2 separate regions of the Homo sapiens genome follow, and region 1 is linked to region 2. The links are chromatin contacts, found by Hi-C or POLR2A ChIA-PET in ENCODE. All regions are on one chromosome and are shown on one strand. Each heading gives the region's core, a stretch centred on a gene start or an enhancer-like site at or near the end of the contact. The rest is flanking DNA. Distances are from core to core; before and after follow the strand shown. Region 1 holds the start of SEPT5-GP1BB (SEPT5-GP1BB readthrough). Region 2 has its middle 54 kb from the start of LINC00895.

Region 1 (7,350 bases), core at 823-3,322, 98 kb before region 2:
GAGGGCAGCAGGATTGGGACCCCTGGGACACACTCAAGGCCCTCCATAAGCCGGAGAAGCTGGGGGCCTCGACACTCACCCCTCCGGAGAGTGCCAGGGGGCGGGAGGCCCCACCTGGCCCGGATCCAGCCGCGGGGGCGGCGGCAGCGGCGGTGGCGGAGCAGCGCCTATTTATAGACCGCGGCGCCGAGCCTCCCCCGCCCGCGCGCCCAGGCGCCCAGCCCCCGCAGACCCTTGGGGCCCCTGGAGGGGTCCCACGGCCGCATTCTCCGCCGCGTTTTGGAGTCGCGTGAGGTGAGGCCTGGACAGGGCACGTCGCCCCACCGTGGGGCCGCGGACCTGCGAGGCCGCTGCGGAGGGAAGGGCTGAGCCTAGGCGCTGGCGGGCCGTGGCGCGCGGGGACGGGGACCCCATGCCGAGTCCCGGAGCCCGCGGGGTCACAGACCCACGTTCCGCCCTCTCCACACACGCACCTTGAGCCGCCTCTGGGCCTGGGTCCGCGGCGACAGCAGCTGCTCCACCAGGCGGTCCTGGGGCGCTGCCAGCGAGTCCATCGCGGCGACCCCCCCAGGCCCGGGGGCACGCTCGGACCCCAGGCCCGGTCAGGCCGCCAGAGCCCGGCGACAGCGAGGGACCTTGGCGCGGCTCTGCCTTAGGCTGCGTTGTCCACCCCGTTTTGCGGACGCGGGAAGTGAGGCCTGGACAGGGCACGTCGCCTACCCGGGGGATCGTCGACCCCCGAGGCCGACCGAGCCATCCCCCTGACTGGGCGAACTGGCCCCAAGCTGTGGCGGCGTCGCAGTCCGGGCAGGCCCCGCTCCCGCACCCGAGCCAGAGGCGGGGCGTCGCAGGCGCCCGCGGAGCGCGCGGCGGGGGGCGGCAGAGACGGCCCCGCCCGCCGTCGCCGGGAAACGGTCGCCTGGAAATTGGGCCGCGGGCGGAGCCACCCGAAAGCGGCTGCGGAGGGCAGGGCTGAGCCGAGGCGCGGTCGGGCCATGGCTCGCGTGGACCGGGAGCCCTGCCGCGCCCCCGGGGCCTCAGTCCGGGCTCCAGGACAGCAGGAGGGGACGACCGGGTCCTGCACGCGGGCCGGGGCGGGCCGGGAGTCGGTAGCCACCGCGCGTCCCGCCCCCAAGAGGTGCTGCGCGGCTTCCGCCCGCCAGAGGGCGCCGGAGGCCGCTCCCGGGACCCACGCGCAACAGCGCGGGTACCCGCCCAGTTCAGGGCCCGCCGTCTTCTCGCAGACTTGCCCGAAAACCTCCCGGCGGCGTCTCGACGCCCCAAGTGCCCACAGACACGCCGCGCCCTGCACCCCTCCCCAGCCCTGCTTGGGGCTGACCTCCCCCGTGCGTGCGTGCGTGCGTGCGCGCGTTTGTGTGTGCGCGTCCGTGCGGGTGTGTGTGTGTAATGTGTGTGTGTGTAATGCCTGCGTGTGTGCGCGTGTATACATGCGTGTATGCGTGTGTGTGTACGTGTGTGCATGCATTGGGTATGTGCGTGTGCGCGGGTGTGTGCATGTGTGTTTGGTGGACTCTTTCCCAAGACATTCGGGGGACCGGAGGAGGGCAGAGCCCACCTTTTCTGAAGTCCAGCCTGCCTGTCCCCTAGGAGGCTTAGGGTGGACAGAAGGGAAGGGAAGGGAAAGGAAGGGTGCAGGCTGCCGGAGTACTGGAGGTCCCTGCAAAACTTGGAAGCCCCCGCCAGCCTGCTGAATAAACGCCGGCCACCCATGCGCTGCCCTGCAGCCCTCAGGTGGCCCTGCCCTCAGAGACAGGGGTGGGGGTGGGATGGGACCCATCTCCCACGTGCTTCTGTGGACATTCCCTTGCCCTCTGAGCATCCTCACCAGCTCTGACCCACAGGATTGGAGGGACTGGGAGCTCCTGCCAGCCGGGCCTCCCTCCCATGTGGCTACTCCAGGGACTGCGGGGGTCTCCCGAGCTCCGCTCTGTGGGCCACCCACCTCCATGACCCCAGTAGAATCCCAACAGGCAAGCCCAGCGGAGCAGGACATGGGGCCTGGAAAGGTTCCAGGGTAGGACTGGTCAGGCCAAGCCCCTGCACATTAGAACATTAGAAGCTGGAGGCCCCAACCCCACCCCACCCCACCCGCCACCAGCCCTCCCTTAGGCTCTCCTGGCTGAGAGACCTCCTCCACTTCCTGTCCAGGCCCTGGTCCTGTTGTGGGGCCTGGACCACTGGCACCTGGGGAGGAGGGGCAGGCCCACAGCTGGGAACAGGAGAGCCTTTCATCCCAGGGAAAGGGGGCAGCTCCAGGCCCCCCAGCTCTACCAGTGCATCCCTCAGTCCTTGCTGCCAGAAAGCCTCCTCACTGGCCCCAGCCTTCCATGGCCCTGACCTGCAGGAAGCCTCTAGGCTGAGTCCCACCCAGTTTCCAACTGAGGGTCCACACCTCGAAGCCCAGCACCCACCCAGACAGGCTGGCATCTCAGGCCCAGGGCATCTCCAGGAAGACAGACAGCCCTGGGCCTAGGCCTCAGGCTAGGAGGTGTCTAACAGAGTGTGTGGCTCTCAGACTGCCTGCCTCAGTTTCCCCATTGGTAAGGCACAGCCTCTGGGGAGGCCCAGGTCAGGAGGGCAAGAATCTCACTCTCAGCGTTCAACCCACCTGCCCTGCCACCCACTGGGGCCCAGTCAGGGCCTGTGGATTCCCTGGGGGAGCCTCAAGGAAGGGGCCGTACCTGCCACCCCCTTTCTCTGGTCCCCAAGTGACAAAAGATACTCCCAGGGCTTCCTGAGCCATATGACACAGCTGCGCCCATCTCCTCCCAATGCCTGAGCCTCTCTGGCACTTCCATTCTTAGAATCACCCGAGTCAGCTCTGGGAGCAGCAGCCAGGGCCAAGAGATCACCGGTGCTGCCTGTGAGGAGGTGGGGGCACAGAGCGTAGTGACGGAACTCCCCCAATGCCTCTACAGCCCCCTTTCAAAGAGCAAAAAGAATGCTTGGACAGGCTGAGGCTCAGCAACGGTGGTAGCAGGGAAGCTGCCATGTGCTTCCAGCTCCCCCAGACCCACTGGTCACCCAGACACCTGGCCTGGCTCCTGCTCCGGGGCTCCCTTCCTTGGCCACACAGTGCCTTCTTCCTCTGGGCTTGGAGGCCTGGGAGGCCTGGGATGGGGTGAGGTGGACTCCCGGTTGACCTCAAACGATGGGCACCTCAGCAGGAGGGGGTCCCCACCCTGCAGTAATGGGCAAGAGAACCTGGCTGCACCCAACAGCAGTGGCTGGAGCCCAGGGTCTCAGAGTGCCCTTGGGTCAAGCTGGGGACACCTGCAGGCACAGGAGAAGCCTCAGGGGCCTGGCCTCCTGGCTTTCCCAGCCTCAGTTCCTTCCATTTCCCTCAAACAGTAGCCTGACGCATGTGTCCCTGCATCTCAGGCTTTGTCTGACCTGCTGTGATGGGGAGGCAGCTCCCAGCCTGGCTCCCCAAGGGGCCCCTCCCAGAGAGCCTCATCCACCTCTGGGTGGGGTGTGTCCCTTCCAGGAGAATGGCACTGGTCAGCCAGTGACTCCCCCAGCTCCTGGCCCCCCTGCCCGCCCTCCTGCCCTGCCTGCTGCACCCTGGGCCAGGACTCTGGAGTTCCACTCAGCATCCATGGCTCCTGAGAAACTCCATCCCTGATGGGGGCTGCCAGTGCCACCCTGGTGCCAGAATTGGGCTCTTCTTTTTTCCTCCAAAGATGGCTGAGCTCAAGCCAGAGAGGACACCAGCAGGCTTTCCCCAGCCCCCCCAGCCCACCTGGTTGTCAGCCCCCGCCCCACCCCAGGGGCCTCACAGCATTGTTTAACCCTGAGCTCGGCTGGGTTTCACCCAGGTGCCTAGACCAGCCTCCTGTCCAGTCTTGCTTTCCTGGAGGGTGGGGCCAACCCTTTTGAGAAGCCACAAGCCTATTTGTACCCACAGGGTCCCAGGACCCATCTGGGCACCCAGAATGACTCAGACCAGACCCTGGGGGTTCCCAATCTGGGGAAGAGTCCCTGTTGCAGACCTGAACACTCAAATTTGTGTATGGGGAGGGAAAGGGGCATGAAGGTGCAGGGGAGGTGGGTGGTGACCACAGGCCCTCTGCTGTAGGGCTGTTCAGGGACTGTGCTGGCTGATGGAGCCTGACTCCCCTCCCCCAGCGTGGCCTGCCACGACCATGGCCTCACCCAGGACCCCCAGCTCATGGCCTACAGGCCAGGTCAGCAGGAGATGCTGGCACTGGCCCTGTGGGAGGGGGACACTCTGCCCATCCCCCCATCCTGGGGAGGGGCGCAGGGTCCCTGCTGTGCGGGTCCGGGGACCAGGGCCCCCACTCCTCTCCTCTGAAGCCCCAGGCGCGGCGGCACTGCCCGGCTGACAATCGGTGATCGCGACAGGGCTGGGTGAGGGCCGGCGGGGGCGGGGTCGCGCCTGGGCGCCCAAGGCGCTAGTGTCACAATGGGTGACAGCCGGCCGGGTCTCCCGGCGGGGGAGCGGCGCTGCGCACGTACCTGCTTGTCCTCTGCGGGGTCGGGGTCGGGGTCGAGTCCGGGTCCGGTTCCGAGCGGGTCCGGGCCGGCGGGCGGGGGAGAGACGGAGAGACACGGTGAGAGGCGCGCGGGCGGCGGGGACAAAGGCGCGCGCGGGCACGCGGGCAGGCGCTGGGCTCACCTGGGGTCGCCAGCTTGCTCTTGTACCGCAGGCCTGTGCTCATGGTGGCCGCCGGCGGGGGACGTGCGGGGCGGGCTCGCGGGCGGGGCGCGACGACAAGCGGCGGAGGCCGAGGCCGGGCTGCGGGGTGAGCGGCCCCTCCGCGCCGCCGCCGCCGCCGCCCGCTCCGCCCGCGCGCCCGGCAGCCAATCGGCGCCCGCCGCGCCCACGCGCGACCCAGGGCGGCCCGGGGGGGCGGGGACCCAGGTCCCCCACCATGGACCCGAGACCACGGCCTCGGGGCGACGCCCTCGCCTCCTACAGCCCTGGCCGCGCCCGGGGTCACCCGACCAGACCCGCGCCGCCCCCGCCCTGCACGGCTGTTCCTGCCGGCCTCCTCCCCGCCACCTCCCCGGTGCCGCAGCCCAGGCCCAGCCTTACGCTCCCCCCGCCCTCGCTGGGACCCGGGTCCATGCCGGTCCTCGGACCATCCGTCCGGTGGCCCTTCTCTAAAGCCTGCCCTGGCTTTCCGGGCCAGACCCTGCACGCTCCGCCCCACCCCGCCGAGGTCAGCAGGGATGGTCCTGGCGCGGCTGGCCAGTGCCCAGCATTGCCCCTGCTGACCGCTCGGTGCTGCGCAGACCTGCTCTGCGAGCAGACGCACCTGGCAGGCTGTAGGCCACAGGCTTTTGGGCAGTGGTCCGGCCTCTCTCTTCCTGGGCTGTAAAATGGGATTATTTGTGAAGAGGAGTGATCTGAGGTGTCTGGCAGGACCGGCCCTGACCGTCTCACCCCAGCTCTGCGCCTGCTTCTCTGCTGACCCATAGGCTGTGGGGATGCTCCAGGCAGACCCGATCCCACCCTGCGGAGAAGGCTTGTAGGGGACCGAGGGGCACTGTGAAGGCAGGGCCAGGGCCTGCACCCCATTTACAGAGGGGGAAGTTCAGGCCCTAATCTTCAGTGAGTCAGCCAGACTCAGTGACTGAGAGCAAGTCTCTCCGGTCATTTGTGTCACTATCACATTCCCAGGTGTCCTCCGCCTGGACTTTCCCAAAGTGTCCCCAGGCGGCATCTCTGAAGGCTTTGGGGCTGTCAGGCTTGCGGTCACCACCTCCCCAGGTGAGGGCCCCCTTGTATGGAGATGTCTCCTGCACCCCGTATAGACAGTACCTCCACAGCCAGGGAATCCGCCTCTGCTCCCCACCCGTCCTGTGCCCCTTGGTCCCTCTGCTGGCCCGTGGGCTCCCTGGGTGGAGGGGGGTGTCGCTAGGGCCTTTCCATCTCTGAATCACCAGCACCCAGCACGGTAAGTGAAAAATTCATGTAAGCCGCGTCTTTGTTCCACAGTCCTTGCTCTGCTGCATTCTGTGGCCAGAGCGCCGTTGACCATAACCCTGCTCTGGGTCTAGAACTCTAACCAGTGTAGGGATCCCCCACAGTCCCAACCTCTCATCCAAGATGTGTTTGGAACTCAGGCTTTTTTGTATACATCATACATTATGTGGCACCTCTTTGGAACCTGGGGCTGCTCCTCATAATCAGACCCATTTATATTTTCGGGGCAAAACATATGTATTCAGGTGAACTGGAAGAAATAAAGACAGTAAGTGATGGCGCATCGTTCAGGTCCAGCTTTGCCACTGAGTTTTGAAAAACCTTTATGTTTCTGAGCTTTGGAGAATTTGGAATTTCGATAAAGAAATGTGTGTTGAGGTCAGGAGATCAAGACCATCCTGGCTAACACGGTGAAACCCCGTCTATTAAAAATACAAAAAATTAGCTAGGCATGGTGGCACATGCCTGTAGTCCCAGCTATTCAGGAGACTGAGGCAGGAGAATCACTTGAACTCAGAAGGCGGAGGTTGCAGTGAGCCGAGATCGCACCACTGCACTCCACTCCAGCCTGAGCCAAAGAGCCAGACTCCGTCTCAAAAAAAAAAAAAAAAAAAAAAAAAAAAGAATGTGTGTGTGGGGGTAGGGGCACTCAAAGGGCCAGGCAGGACTTCTGAGCATAGACAGGACTTTTTGGAAAGAATTGGAAAATGATGGTTGGCTGTTCACCACGTGCTGACCCATGCAAGCCTGTGCTTGTGGAGACAAAGGAGGAGAGACAGGAGCCCTGCCCAGGGGGAGGCAGGCAGCCTGTGAAAGGCACCAGCTCAGCGCCCCTCCCCATGGCTCAGGTGGCAGGGCAGCTCTGGACAGCCTTGGGTTAGGGGGTTTGAACTTGGCCTTGAGACAAGTGCATAGCAGGTCAAGGGCATAGCTCAAAGGGTGGGAGGCACATGTATACAGGAGTAATAGGTTTTAAAACAAATCTGGAGATAGAAGACAAGAAAGATGAGGAATACGGCATAAACATGATCTTTTTTAAAAAAGTCTGTCCCAAAAGATTACTTACAGAAATGCAGTTAGATTGGAGACCAGTGTTTAAGGGACAGCCAGCCTGGAGGCTGATGGAATATATAGGACTGGGAGCCACTCCTTGGAAGAGTGAAGTCAAGGGTGGTCCTGGGTCAGCGCCTCATGTAAAATGCCTGGGCTGGAAGGGGGAAGCGGCATCTGCTCCCTTACTCTGGGACTTTGGTCACCATGACTGTGAGTGCAGGGACAGCCCGAGTCCCTCCACAGACACATCGAGGCTGCACCCTGTCTAGCTGGGAGGCCTGCTGGATGGCATAGTGTCTGCATGGGACATTTCTGAAGTCAGG
Region 2 (7,207 bases), core at 3,692-6,191:
CCTGGGTGGTGGTAGTTGCAGTGAGCCAAGATCACGCCATTACACCCCAGCCTGGGAAACCGAGTGAGACTCCGTCTCAAAAAAAAAAAAAAAAAAAAAAAAAAAGACTGTCTGAGAATGCAGCCCAGTAAGTCTCAGCCTTATTTTACCTAGCCCCTATTCAAGATGGAGTTGCTCTGGTTCAAGTGCCTCTGACATCTCTGACATCTCTACTTTATAGGTAAAGACCTTGAGGGCTGTCTAGTGTTCCTAAGCACAAACAGGCTGTGATGAGCCGGATGTGGTGGCGTGTGCCTGTGGTCCCAGCTACTTGGGAGGCTGAGGTGGGCAATCACTTGAGCCCAGGAGGTCAAGGCTGCAGTGACCTGTGATCATGCCACTGCCCTCCAACCTGAGTGACAGAACAAGATCCCCATCTCTTAAAAAAAAAAAAAAAAGGCCGAGTGTGGTGGCTTACGCCTGTAATCCCAGCACTTTGGGAGGCTGAGGCGGGTGGATCATGAGGTTAAGAGTTTGAGACCATCCTGGCCGACATGGTGAAACCCTGTCTCTCCTAAAAATACAAAAATTAGCCGGGCGTGGTGGCAGGCACCTGTCATCCCAGCTGCTCGGGAGGCTGAGGCAGGAGAACCGCTTGAACCCGCCACTACACTCCAGCTTGGCAACAAAGCGAGACTCCATCTCAAAAAAAAAAAAGGCTGCAATGAACTGTATGCGGAAAATATGTGTGTTAGATGAGCTGCGTTCAGGCAAGAGTTATGGTGTTGCTGGTGGTGAATACATTAAAGAAGCAATAATATATATTAAAGTGTCTTTCAACAGAAACAGACACACAACAAGGTTATGTATGGATTAGTGAATGAAATGTTGCAAACAGAAGCTCTCACAAGCTTGTATTTCCCCTGGAGCAATGGTTCTGTACTTTCTGGTTAAAAGGTTTAAGATGAGACAGTTCTGAGCAATGATTCTAAATGTCTGCCACATCTCAGACAAGAAACACTTCTCCCTGGAGCACCAGAAAGCACTTAGGATAAGAGGCAGACCCATGTCTCTTCCCCAGGGACTCCTTTCTCCTCTGGAGTCCCTGGAGCACTATGCACACACAACACGCTGCGCTGCATCCCCTTCTCCCTTCCTCCAGCCTCCAGAACCCCCGAGTCCAAAGCCTTGGCTTCAGTGGTCTGTGCCCCAGCATGCCAGCTGGGCAGAGACATTTTTCCTCTTCTCTAAGAGTTAGGAGACAACGTCATTTTAACAAAAGCAGGACACCTGACTCCTTTAAGAGGGCTCGCTGACGACCATAACTACTGAAAATAAAGGAACGTTTCCATGTGAAAGATGCTACTTCCAGAGGAATTGCACTTGACCCCTGGCAGGTGGGGCTGCCAGAGCTGTCTCGGGAGGTCTGCGGGGGTGGGGGGCGCACACACACACACACACACACACACACACACACACACACACACACGGGTCAGATGGGGAGGAGCATGGGATGGGGCTGTCAGCAGGAAGGGTGTGCAGGGGGCAAAGGCGTGTTGTAGGGTCTGGGCTCCTCATCACTGGAGGGGCCTGGGCAGCCTTGGACGCCACCACTTCTGCTTCTGGGAGGTTACAGAGGGATTCCAATGCTGAGCCCCCAGAAGTGACTCAACCAGGCATCCGTTTCTCCAGTCATCATCCTCTGCTTTGGAATTAAACTCTCCCAGGCCTTAGTAAGCAAGAAGACAGCCCTGCAGGTGAACTTGAGGGTGAAGGGCAGGGAGGGTGGAGGGGTTGGTCCTGCCCCCTCCAGGTCCTTGAAGGCTCCAGCTGGAAGCTGCTGGGGCAGGGCCGACTCTCCTGGGAATGGGACCCCACCCCACCAGGTCCAGCCCTTCACTCCTTTTCCTTGCCTAAACTTTTTAACGCCTCTGCCTGGACTTCTCTCGGCCCGAAGATTCCCATCCAGTTCACTGCTATTGTGCGCTGAAAAGCATTTCAGTTCCCTATATGACGCTTTGCTACCCCAACCCTGACTTAGCAGCGCCGTAAGCCACTTCGTAATGTCACTTCTGCCTCTGGTTTCCCTGTTTCTGTTATGGGACCCAGCTGCCTCATAAATGCTTCGCCTGTGATCAGACACAGTTGGGGCTGCCAAGGGCTCTCACCCCAGCAGGGCCTCACCAAACCCTGCAGAGAGGACCCCAGGCATCCAAGAAGAGGCTGGGAAATGCCGAGTGCCACCACCCTGCCGACACCCCACGCTGGCTTCAGGGCTGCTCGGTGTGATTGGTGACACGGAAGGGTGGTCATGCAGCCACACACATCCCCATGGGAATCCGCGGCAGAGGAGGGCAGGCGGGGCACGGGTACATGAAACAGCAGCCTTGACCTTGACTGAGATCGTGGTGATTAAAAGGGCAATTGAAACAATGGGGGGAAAGCCAGAACCAGGGGTGCGAGAATAATCTATCAGGACTCTTACCAGAGCCTTCCTGAAGGGAAAAAGAAATCCAGTAAAAACAAACTCTCCTTCATGGTGGCAACAATGAAACAATCTCGCTTCTCTTGCTCTCAATTTTATTGGCCTCCAAAGTTTCTGTGTTTCTAAAGATTAGCCTTCCCTTGGGAAGTTAGTGGGGGGAAAATAAGCAAATATTAGTTTCCCTCTCGAGAAGTCATTCTTTCGAGCCAGTTTCCCCAGGAGCTCTACAGGGCACAGCTTGTGAAACCTCATTCCAGGCCTTCTCAACTCAAGTGGGGGGAAAGGATTAACAAATATCTTTGAATTCCAGCAAGACAAAACAGGAATGGCCTCAAGCCGGGCTTCCTCCTGCAGCCTCTCCAAGGCTCCTTCTGCCTGGCCCAGAGTCACGGAGGAAGAGCGCCCGTCTTCACGGGCTGCCCTGGCGCTGCATCAGATCCGCCAGGTGGGCCGGGGACAAATCCTGATTTTCACTTCTGATTAGTAATTGTGTGCGAGAGATGTTCCCAGCTAAAATAATATACAATAACTTCCCTAGAGAAAATATACACAGTCAATTTTTGGAATCACTTAACACAACCCTTCACCAAGTGAATGTACAATTGGAACAACATAACACGTTTCCCATGTGGAAGAGAAGGGCTGGTACACGTTGACGTCATCGTGGGAGAGACAAATGTGCCGGTTTTATTAACCCCAGGCCACACGTAGGTGAGCAGTGGGCCATTGTTATGCAACCATTCAGTATTATTTTTCCATAAATCAAGGTAACGCCTAATGAAGTCCGAGTCTTTAAATCAAGCAGCCTTTTCCTATTTGGAACATAAAGTTGGGCTGTTGCCAGGAGCTCCGGGAAGCAGAGGGCCACAAGTAGCGTTTCAATAAGGAACGTAAGTGCCCATTCACCGGCACCGGATGCAGGCTGGTGGGTCAAGCCCACTCGCCAATATTGTCAAGTCAGTCTTAGGGGAGCTTCGCATTAGCACTGACAGTGATGGACTGCAGCTGGGGCTCAAGAGCAGCCCATGCGCTTCTGCTGGGAGAGGGACGTGGGGAACAGGCAGCTGTTTTGGCCTCCCGGGGCTGCCATCACAAAGTGCCACTGGCTGGTGGCCTCACCGCAGACCTTTATTGTCTTATATTCTGCGGGCCGGAAGTCTGGGATCAAGGCGTGGGCAGGGTTATGTCTTCCGGGGACCTTCTCCCGGGCTTGTCGATGGCCGTCTTCTCGCCATGCCCTCAGAGGGTCATCCCTCTGGGCATACCTGTGTCCTAATCTCCTCTCCTTTTTCTTTCTTTATTTAGTTTTAGAGACAGGATCTTGCTGTGTTGCCCAGATTGGAGTGCAGTGGCACAATCATGGCTCACCGAAGCCCCACATTCCTAGTGCTCAAGCGATCCTCTTGCCTCAGCCTCCCAGGCTCCCAAGTAGCTGGGACTACGGGTGCACCTCACCATGCCTGGCTAATTTTTAAAATTTTTTGTAGAGATGGGGGTCTCACCATGTTGCTCAGGCTGGTCTCGAACATCTGGGCTTGAGCAATCCTCCTGCTTTGGCCTCCCAAACTGTTGGGAGCCACCTTGCTAGGCCCTAGTCTCCTTTTCTTATAGGACACCAGTCATACAAGAGTAGGGCCCACCCTCATGACCTCATTTTGAATGAATTACCTGTTTAAAGACCCTCTCTCAGCCAGGTGCAGTGGCTCAGGCCTGTAATCCCAACACTTTGGGAGGCCGAGGCAGGTAGATCACTTGAGGTCAGGAGTTCAAGACCAGCCTGGTGAAATCCCGTCTCTACTAAAAATACAAAAAATTAGCCAGGCGTGGTGGTGCGCACCTGTAGTCCCAGCTACTTAGGAGGCTGAGGCACAAGAATCTCTTGAACCCAGGTGGCAGAGGTTGCAGTGAGCTAAGATTGCACCACTGCACTCCAGCCTGGTCAACAGAGCAAGACTCCGTCTCAAAAAAGAAAGAAAGAAAAAGATCTATCCAAATACAGCCATATGGGGTTGGGACTGGGTGGTTAGGAGTTCAACATAGGAACTTGGGAGGGAGGCCATAAATCAGCCTATAACAGGGGAAGCACAGAAAAATCTTGGCATCATTTTGCTGTTGTAAAAGAAAATGGAAAGGAAGGAAGGAATAGATATTGGGTGATTCCCGGCTGTTTTCCCGCCATGACTCAGCTGGTGCAGCATCTCCATCAGGCCAGCCCAGGCACTCCAGCATGGCCTGACCCTTGGACGGACAGGTGTGAGGGTGTGAGGGATGGAGGTCTGCATCCAAGACACCCCCAGAGACCCCTGAGGTGAGTGTGTGTGCAAATGAGCTGGCCAAGGGGCTGGATTTGCATTCTTGATGTTTTCTGCAGAGACAGAGCAGGTGGAGGAAGTGGGAGGCAGCTGGTGGGGAAAAGCCAACAAGCTTAGCTTCATTTTCAGTTCTCTGCAGCGGGGCAGCTGCTTATCTGCTGGAGGCTCAGATCCTCCATCTCTAAGGTAATGATACCCTCATCTCACATGTCCTCGAGAGGATTAACTAACTACAGCATCGTCTGCCAGGAAAGCCCAACACAGAGCCTGCCTGGTCCACAGCGCCTGGGAGCTGTCATTGTCTGCCCTCTTCCCAGCATCCCAGACTCATGCTTTCATCCAGGGCTCTGGGTACAGGGAGAGGAGGTATGGGTGGCTGGAGTCAGAGACCTAGGCACAGCTTCCTGGTCACAGTGGATTTGCACTGGAAACAAGAATGTTCTGTACTCACTGCCTTTGCAGAGTTCACATCTCAACTATGAATGACAGTGACTGAAAAGGGGCTTGATCCAGCCCCGACATCTTCTGGGTGCACATTCCCCAACTTTCTTCCCACCACGGGGAGGAAGGAGTGGGAACCAAAGGCAAATAAGTATTAGAACAATGGCAATTCAATGTCTTTGAAGACTCGAAGTAGTTGGGTGACGGAGTCACAGCATACACAATTGTGCTGGGGCCCTGTGATGTCCTGGAGTGTGCTATGATTCACATCACCCTCTTCACGATCTAGAGATGGGCCACAGGGACATTACCACGCACCTCGCAGCCCAGAGGTCACTTTCAGGTACCACCAGGTGCCATCTGGAATGGGGATAAACATTTGGGGCCATCAGTTGGTTCAGGAGGCTGTGAGGTCACATGGAACAGACAGCATCGGAAACCCCCAACCTGGATTCTGGGAGGCAGTGTGGCTGACAGCTCTGCAGGGACATGCCGCTTGACCATGAGTGGCTTTTTCATACTTTCTATATTTCAATGTTAGAGAGAAGAAAAAGCACTATTTAGCTGGGAACAATGGCTCACACCTGTCATCCCAGCACTTTGGGAGGCTGAGGCAGGAGGATCAGCTGAGCCTAGGAGGTCAAAGCTGCAGTGAGCTAGGATTGAAACTCTGCACCCCAGCCTGAGTGACTGAAAGTGAGACCCTGTCTATTAAGAAAAGAAAAGAAAAAAAGGCTGGGCATGGTGGCTCATGCCTGTAATCCCAGCACTTTGGGAGGCTGAGGTGGGTGGATCACCTGAGGTCAGGAGTTCAAGACCATCCTGCCCAACATGGTGAAACCCCATCTCTACTAAAAATACAAAAATTAGCTGGGCGTGGTGGTGCATGCCTGTAATCCCAGCTACTCAGGAGGCTGAGGCAGGAGAATCGCTTGAACCCAGGAGGCGGAGGATGCAGTGAGCCAGGATCGTGCCACTGCACTCCAGCCTGGGTGACAGAGCGAGACTCCATCTCAAAAAGAAAAATAAAAAAGAAAGAGAAAGAAAGAAAATATGATTTATCTGCCCTGTCACCAAGAAAAAAAAAGAAAGAGAGAGAGAAAGAAAGAAAGAAAGAAAGAAAGAAGGAAAGAAAATACGATTTATCTGCCCTGCCATCAATTTGTCACTTTGAGAAAGAAAACAAGAAAAGGTTCTTGCCACAACAGACATACAAAGCATAATCTGCCGGTTTGGGAGGAAAGAGCCTTTTCCAGGGACTTTCTAGAAAGGCCTCTCTTGTTACCTGGCCTGTCAAGGTGTGTGGGGGCGGGAAATGCCGCTCTGCACCGACCCTGGCGCGGCCTGGAGCTACTGGCCCGGGACCTGGAATGGAGCAGGATTCCCACGTGCCCTTCGCGGGCTGTGCAAAGGGCGGCCAGGCAACCGCAGGAGACAGTCTCTCTAACGAGTAGAAACTTTTCTTACTTTTAGCAAACCAGCAATGCTTACTCTCTCAAATGGGGTCTTCTCTTTTAGAATCAACATTAGAACCTGACTCTGCCCCCCATGACATAGGCCCCAAAGAAAGACATCCAGGAACCAGCGTTCCTACGCTATGCTCCCTTTCCTTCAGGTGAGGGCATCGGCTTTAGCAATCTCAGGGACAACACTCACTTTTGCATGAAGAACTTTCATAAACTCCACACCTGAGTTTCAGGCTGGAAAGAAATCAAGAAAAGCCAGTGAAATTTGATCACAGAACGCCCCAGCTCAGCAATGCATCACCAGAAGTAATAGAACCTCCTGCAGGGTTCTGACCCCCTCCCTCCCCCTGCCAACACGTTTTTAACAAAAGCCAGACCGCAGGGACTACATCAAACCTTAACACTTCTGCTCATCAGAGGACTCAGTCAACAGAGTAATGGCAACTGACAGAATGAGAAAAAATATTGGCAAATCATACATCTGACGAGGATCAACAGCCACAACATAGAAAGAACTCTTGGCT

Evidence for each region. A loop is a pair of places that touch in the nucleus more often than their neighbours do. ChIA-PET counts read pairs that join two places held with the same protein, here RNA polymerase II (POLR2A). Pooled maps may share reads with other maps.
Region 1: a loop to region 2 is called in a pooled map, with 2.9 times the contacts of the local background. The contact joins the promoter of SEPT5-GP1BB here to the enhancer-like site in region 2. A Hi-C loop is called at or near these places in 1 of 50 pooled maps. POLR2A ChIA-PET finds 5 or more read pairs at or near these places in 2 of 52 experiments (K562 and activated CD4-positive, alpha-beta T cell).

Annotation. Positions count from the first base shown.
Region 1 is chr22:19,711,942-19,719,291 of GRCh38, reverse strand. It overlaps SEPT5-GP1BB (SEPT5-GP1BB readthrough), which reads right to left and starts at 2,072. Exons shown (of 12, transcript NR_037611.1): 1 at 474-2,072. SEPTIN5 (septin 5) reads right to left here and starts at 4,789. Exons shown (of 12, transcript NM_002688.6): 1 at 4,661-4,789; 2 at 4,501-4,511. The coding sequence starts at 4,703. LOC124905079 (a long non-coding RNA gene) reads left to right here and starts at 4,497. Exons shown (of 2, transcript XR_007068003.1): 1 at 4,497-4,595. RefSeq lists enhancers at 1-6, 7-507, 855-1,495, 1,496-2,137 and silencers at 99-278, 683-853, 830-1,009, 1,020-1,439.
Region 2 is chr22:19,617,170-19,624,376 of GRCh38, reverse strand. No RefSeq gene overlaps it. Among named protein-coding and RNA genes, the nearest start is that of LINC00895, 54 kb to the right of the region's middle. RefSeq lists enhancers at 3,285-4,046, 6,067-6,645, 6,646-7,207 and a silencer at 4,397-4,691. Within about 2 kb of position 4,941, at least 4 of the 41 ENCODE cell types and tissues checked have a DNase peak (open chromatin) inside an H3K27ac peak, as active enhancers do.